Regions from separate parts of the Homo sapiens genome. Here region 2 is linked to region 1. Evidence: chromatin contacts called from ENCODE Hi-C or POLR2A ChIA-PET data. All regions are on one chromosome and are shown on one strand. Each heading gives the region's core, a stretch centred on a gene start or an enhancer-like site at or near the end of the contact. The rest is flanking DNA. Distances are from core to core; before and after follow the strand shown. Region 1 holds the start of POC1A (POC1 centriolar protein A). Region 2 overlaps POC1A (POC1 centriolar protein A).

The links. Hi-C counts contacts between places; a loop is a spot of excess contacts on that map. ChIA-PET counts read pairs that join two places held with the same protein, here RNA polymerase II (POLR2A). Pooled maps may share reads with other maps.
Region 2: a loop to region 1 is called in a map of ascending aorta, with 7 times the contacts of the local background. The contact joins the enhancer-like site here to the promoter of POC1A in region 1. A Hi-C loop is called at or near these places in 3 of 168 maps with a recorded cell type or tissue (ascending aorta, astrocyte of the cerebellum and endothelial cell of hepatic sinusoid) and 6 of 50 pooled maps. POLR2A ChIA-PET finds 5 or more read pairs at or near these places in 7 of 52 experiments (AG04449, AG04450, BJ and 4 more).

Annotation. Positions count from the first base shown.
Region 1 is chr3:52,152,626-52,156,038 of GRCh38, forward strand. POC1A (POC1 centriolar protein A) reads right to left here and starts at 1,798. Exons shown (of 11, transcript NM_015426.5): 1 at 1,730-1,798. The coding sequence starts at 1,747. RefSeq lists enhancers at 1,191-2,168, 2,169-3,145.
Region 2 is chr3:52,088,663-52,091,952 of GRCh38, forward strand. The region is part of intron 10 of POC1A (POC1 centriolar protein A); the gene reads right to left. Among named protein-coding and RNA genes, the nearest start is that of LINC00696, 25 kb to the left of the region's middle. Within about 2 kb of position 1,534, at least 15 of the 41 ENCODE cell types and tissues checked have a DNase peak (open chromatin) inside an H3K27ac peak, as active enhancers do; they include ascending aorta and endothelial cell of umbilical vein, where a contact is called at or near this core.

The DNA.
Region 1 (3,413 bases), core at 548-3,047:
AACGTGGTTAGCAAATGACCCAGCAATTCTAGGTAAATACCCCAAAGAGTTGAAAACATGGTTTACACAAAAACTTGTACACAAATGTTCAGAGCAGCATTTTCCTTAATAGCCAACAAGTGATTGAACCCAAATGATCCATCAACACATGACTGAATAAACCAAATGTAGCATATTCATACAACAGAATATTATTCAGCCATAAAACCGACTGAAGTGCTGATGCTTGCTGCAACATGGATGAACCTTGAAAACATGCTAAGTGAAAGAAGTCAAACACCAAAGGCCACATTTTGTCTGATTCCATTCATATGAAAAGTTCAGAATAGTCAAATCTATAGAGACAGAAAGTATTAATATATTAGTTTGCCAAGGGTTGGGAGAAAATGGGGAAAGAGAAGAAATGGTATGACTGTTATTGAGTATGGAGTTTCTTTTTGGGATGATGAAAATATTCTGGAATTAGTGATTACAGTTGCACAACACTGTGAATGTACTAAAAACTACTGAAATGTACACTTTAAAAGGTGAATTCTGTGGTGTATGAATAACTTAATAAAGTTAAAACACCAGAGAGAATACTCCGGAGACTCTCTCCATCCAATAGCAGCTTGTGTCTTAACACTTGAAGGGTTATAATTCAGCCATCCAAACATCTCCCCCTACTCTAAGTATCAGAAACCTCAAAGAAGCATTTTGGGTGCTCCAGGAAGCCCAAAGGCTCCTCCTGGGAAAGGATGTCCTTGGGGCACAGCAAAGCCACTGCCACCCTACAGAGCAGTAACCAGAACAAAGGCCCTATGGCCTTGTGCCCAGCTCCACCCCTAACGCACCTGTCAGAGTCTCCTTTCAACAACAGAGGGAGGAGCAGCTGGGGGAGGGTCCCCAACAGAGCCTTCTGCTCTCACCTAAGCTTCTTGAAAGAACATGCGTAAGAGAGTGTCCGCCCCTAGGCTCAGTGGGCAGAGGCAAGTTCAGGTCCACCCCTGACCAGTAGGTCCCATGGTATCTCTCAACACCGCCTCCCCTCTGTAGTTCCCTGCATGTGGGCCTCATCTCCCTCAACAGTGGTTTATACATGAGGGGACAGGAAGGGAGGTAGAGTACCAGATTAGGAGTCAAAAGGTCTGTATCCTAGCCTGGAATCTCCGTCCATGTCCTCAAGTGCCTCAGGGCATCACAGGCTACCACCCAGCCTCCCTGACTCTCCAATCAGCCAGAGGGCCTTGCCCGTTCAAAGGAATCTCTCGAAATGAGGACTTCTGGAGGAATGTGAACTCAGAGAGGGCGGCTCCGCCCCGCTCACACTGCAGGCCCGGGCATCCCAGCGTCCTGCTGTACCTACCTGCTGGAGCAGGGTGTACCCTCAACAAGACCCCACGCAGCCACCCACTGCTAAGGACGTGGAGAATGGCTAGAGAGGCCCGATACCGGCCCCAGGTCACACATGAGTCGGGACTTGGTCGTGTGTCCCTCGCTAGGATGCAAACTATGGAGGCAGAGGCCTGTTTGTTCGCTCCAGAAACCCAGCGCAGGGCCTGGCACGCAGGAGGCGCTCAGAAAGTGCCCGACCCAGCGCCCCCTGCGCAGACAGTAAACTGGACCTGAAGAGGACCACCCTGGAACCTGGCGCCCCGCCCGCCCCTCGCAGCCATCGCTCTGGCCATTAGGCGCCCAGTGTCCCAGCGGGGAGACTGAGGCCTGGGGAGTTGCTCTCGGCTGGGCTTACCGCGCAGGGCGCAGCCATGGCGGGGCTGGCGGCGCCGAAGGCAGCTGCGGTGGCCGTTGCGGCCCGTTCAGTTTCCGCGCCCCCAACGGCCACCAATAGCAACGCGGGCCGCGTCGGCACGCCCCGCCCACCGCAATTAAAGGAGAAGCGCCTCAGCTTTTTGCCCGACGACTGGAAGCAGAGCTGTATGACCGGCGGCCGGCGCCACGGTCTCCGTGCCCAGTTCCCCAAGCCCAGACAACCCACAGACAGCGCAGCCAAAAGCCTCTGTCCGCCGCCACTCGTTCCGCCTGAGAAATTAAAAGACCCAGGATGAAGGGTTCACCCCACCAGCCCGTCGTCCGGCTACTCTAACGGCGAGCGCAGCCTCCTGGGAAATGCAGTTCCAAGCCGCCCACGCCCCTATGTCTGGAGGAAGGTGGAGCTACACTTCCCAACATGAGATTGCACCATTGCATTCCAGCCTGGGCAACAAGAGGGCGGGCCGGGTTTTACCACCCGAAGCGACGGCCTTAAGGATCCCGGAAGCGGAGGACACGTGGGTTGCTGTAACCAGATTGCGTTAAAGCACCCGCGCGCGCCGGCGCAGCCAGATTTTCCCCGCAGGAACCTATTGAGAGCTGAGTATTCGCCCCTCGGGAACTCTCAGTGGTTCGCCGTCCGAACGTTCTTAAGACAAGTGTCGATTTAAAATAACATGAGTTACTCGGAATCACAATCATGGAGTGGAGAGATCAAGGTTCGATTCTCAGTTCTCGCCCTGATTGGCTGTGTGATCTCAGGAAAAACGCCTCTGCTCTGTGCCCCGGTTTCCCCATTTGTAACACGAGGGAGTGTGGTGCAGCCCGGCCCTGTCAGGATCCTTAAGGCCTCAGAAGCTGTTAGAAACCCAGTCTTTAAAAGAAGGAGAGGCCGGGCTCAGTGGCTCACGCCTGTAATCTCAGCACTTTGCCACTTTGGGAGGCCGAGGTGGGTGGATCACCTGAGGTCAGGAGTATGAGACCAGCCTGGCCAACATGGTGAAACCCCATGTCTACTAAAAATACAAAAATTAGCCGGGCGTGGTGGCACGCGCCTGTAAACCCAGCTACTCGGGAGGCTGAGGGAGGAGAATTGTTCGAACTCCGGAGGCAGAGATTGCAGTGAGCCTAGATGTTGCCGCTGCACTCCAGCCTGGGCAACAGAGGGAGACTCCGTCTCAAAAAATATATATATATATAAAATAAAATTTGAAGGCCACCAGCAACCATCTGAATAGACTCCCTGCTTGGCCAGGGCACTCAAATTTAACCTGAAAGAGTGGTTCAGGCCATGATGGGAAGTGGGGGTTGGACATGCCTCATTATACCCTCCAGCATTAACATCAACAAAAACCTTAAGTCTGATAAGAAACATTTACGATCTATTTTCTCTGAAACCTGCTACCTGGAGGCTTCATCTGCATGGTAAAACCTTGGTCTCCATAACCCCTTATCTTAACCGAGATATCCCTTTCTACTGATAATAATTATTTCAACCAATTGCCAATCAGAATATGTTTAAATCTACCAATGACCTGGAAGTTTCCCACTTCGAGTTGTCTTGTCCTTCCAGATCAAACCAATGTAAATCTTACATGTATTGATTGATGTATTTTGTCTCCCTAAAATGTATAAAACCATGCTGTGCCCAGGCCACTTGGGCA
Region 2 (3,290 bases), core at 284-2,783, 64 kb before region 1:
CAGGCCCCTTTCTTGTGGCCTGTGTTTGGCCTTTCCTTGGAGGGCCCAGGTCCCCGAGGAGCAAGAGCAAATCATGTGGAGTCCCCTCCCTTCCTCTTCTCAGAGCAAGCCTAGATTCAGCCCGAATGAGATGTCCCTGCATGGGCCTCTCTCCCTGCTCCCAGCCTCTGCTCTCCACCACCTGCTCCCTCCCGCCATCTCCCAGCCCTCCCCCAGCCCTCCCCCATCTCCAAGCCAGCTCAGAGCCTCAGAAGAAATCTCGTATGACCGACCATGAACATTCCCAGGCCCCAGAGATAACCACGGCTACTGTCGAGCCCATCTGGCAGGCAGGGGCCTTCAATCTGCAGCCTCTTTGGAAGGGGGTGCTTTCTGCCACAACCACAGACGGGATAAAAGATAGAAAACCAGAGTTTTTTGCCTGACCCCCATGGGAGCTGCCACCCAGTCCCCCTGCAAACACGAGCTTGCCCGTTTTTGAGTGCTGTTCGCAGGCTGCATGTCACGAAGGAGGCAGGGCACTGGCCCTGACCTGCGACTTGGGGAAGACACAGGCTCCCCTGTCCCGCCACATTTGCAAAGCCAGAGGAGCCTTTGGGAAAAATGCCAAAAATAGTAACAGGGCTGGGGAATCACCAGGGGCCCAGGCAGACAGACATTTCCCCCAGTCCCTCTGCCACCAAGTGTGTCCCTGGCACAGAACAGACAGTGTCTTGAGTCCCCTGTCCCCCAGAAGTAGCCTCTTAACAGAAGGAAAACAAGCCTCTTGTTTCCAAACCCCCACAAAGAAGTTCAGGTTGTCCTGAACATGACTCTGGCCAAAAGGGCAATCCATGAAGGTCCACAACAAGGAGGGTGGCTACATCCACTCTGGACCAAGCAGGTGAGCTGGCTAGATGTGCTGATGCAGAGAGGGGGCCCATTTTTGCAGAAACAACCCACCACCACCCTTATGGCCCTGTCTGCGAGTGGAAGCAGTGTTAGGAGGGCTGCACACGCCCTCCTGGGATCATGGGAAGACGCACTGGGTGACTTTCACTCTATACCCTCCCAACAAATTCTGTCTGGGTGCACGTGGGAGGACCGATCCCCATGGAAAACTGTATAACTATAAAATTGGGGGTCTATTTCCATAAGCAACAGCAGGTCCTCCCAGGAAAGAGGGATACAGAGAGCCCCTGAGAGTAGTGAGGCAGCTTGGCCCACATCAGGGCCAGGCACTGCCAACTTCCCCACCAGTGTGGAACCAGATGCCTCACCTGAGCAGCCCGTCAAATAGGAACTTCCAGGACTACCATGGGGGTGGGGGTGGGGGAGCAGGTTTAAGGTATCTCAAAGCAAATAGGCCATTCTCTATCCCCAAAGCAAACAGGCAAAAATCCTTGGCCTTGTTGAGTTAGGACAGCAAAACGCAATGACTTGAACACTTAACAAAATCGAATGCCAAAGAGACCCAAACAAGCAGGGCTGGTGGGCTTGCTCCCTGCCTGCTCCCCACCGCATGCATTTTCAAGTCCTGGAGCCCAGCAGCCTCCATGAGTCACAGGAACTGGAACGTGACATCACAGCATTGCTGTGGCCAGCCTGAAACACTGGGTGCCATAAAAAAACAGTTGGAGCAGGAATTTCATGGCTCGGTATTTTTAAAAAGCAGCAAGACGTGAAACTGGAGTCAAAAATAACTTTGCTGTGGGCTTCTGAGGCAAAACCACCAAGCCGCGTGTTGGGCCTATGCCGGGCCCCCTCACAGCAGCCTCCCCAGCTCCTGGGTCATTGTCCACACCCCAGAGATCCACCCCCTTGCCCTAAGGAAGGCCCAGGGCCTCTGCAACTTCCAGACACCACTGAAACCTGTTACTCCTGAGGGCAGCTGAGCACTGTGCAGCAGCCCTCTGGCCTCTTGAGGGTCCATGAAGGAAGCCACAGAGCCAGCGTGGAGGTGAGCTCATGTAGCAGTGGCTATTTGTGGAAACAGCCTCTCTCCCTGCTCACTGGAGAAGTTTTCCGGCATCTGTGAAAAAGACCCCTAGATCACCTGGCATCACCCCCAAGAGCACAAGGGGAAACAGTACCAGGGTCAGGCCCAGGGCCTCTGCTTGCACACCTACTGAGCGCCCATCCCTGGGCAGGCAGGCCTAGCAGCCTCGGGGTCCGGCCTAGAGTCCTCCAGGGGTGCTCAGAATGGAGGAGCCTGGCCTGGGGGGCAGGCAGATGAAAAGGCCCCAGGGGAAGTCCTGGCCCCATGTGAAGAGGCTGACCTCTGCTGCCCACCCCATGGGACAGACAGACAGAGGGGCAGCGCTTAAAATCTCCCCTTGGTGGAAAGCCAAAAAGAGGCAGAGATGGGTCTGAGCAGCTGCAGTTTCTGACTCCTTGTCTGGGTTTTTCTCTGGAAGCCTTGGGCCTCTGGGGTCAAGCCAACTTTCTCAGAAGACTTGAGGTAGGCCCAGCAGGTGAGTGACCCCAGGGCAGCCACAGGACAGGCGTGTGCTCTCTCCAGAGGGGATAGGGGAGGGGTGGGTCTCAGGACAGGATCAGAGCAGGGCCCTTGGACCCTGAGGGAGAGGCGTGCGATCTCTCAGTGGGGCGGGGAGCTCGCAGCATGTGACGCCCACGCTCCTGACCTCAGGCCTAGCAGCTCCTGAGAATTCCCATAGGGGGCTCAAGGAACAAAAAGCCCTCCAAAGAAAATCTTCAGTTCCATTGTTAGGAAATACATGTTCCCTAAAAAGCATTACAATATCTACATTCAAAGAACAGAAGTATCACATACATCTTCAAAGAGCTTCCATCTTGGGCCCTGTTGCCTAGGTCCAGGTGGAAGGGTCTGATCTAATGGGCCCCATGACCCATGCCTGATTTTCAAGTGTCTATGTGCACCCCAGTGCCTCTGTCACCTCCTGTGCCCTCCTCCTTCCCGGGGTTGGGGAATGACTTCTTTCTCCCCTCTCTTATCCTCCTGCCTAGCCAGACACTAGAGTCTCACTGGCAACTCAAAAGCATTTCTGGGACTTGAGTCCAGCGGTATGGGGACTGTGGAATGTCCACTCCTGTCATTCCTGTGCCACAAGCCTGCCCCAGTGCTTTCCCATATTGCTCCCAGGAGAACATCGACTCACTGCTGTGCTTCACAGAACAGCTGGCACCAGTCTAGCACACTCAGTTAACCAAGAGCCGCACAGCAGAGCTCAGAGGACCCAATGAGGCATCTCTCCCCATTTTACAAGGGAGGAGACTGAGGCTCTGGGATTGATGTCACCTGCCCAAGGTCACCCAGGTGATGAATGGTG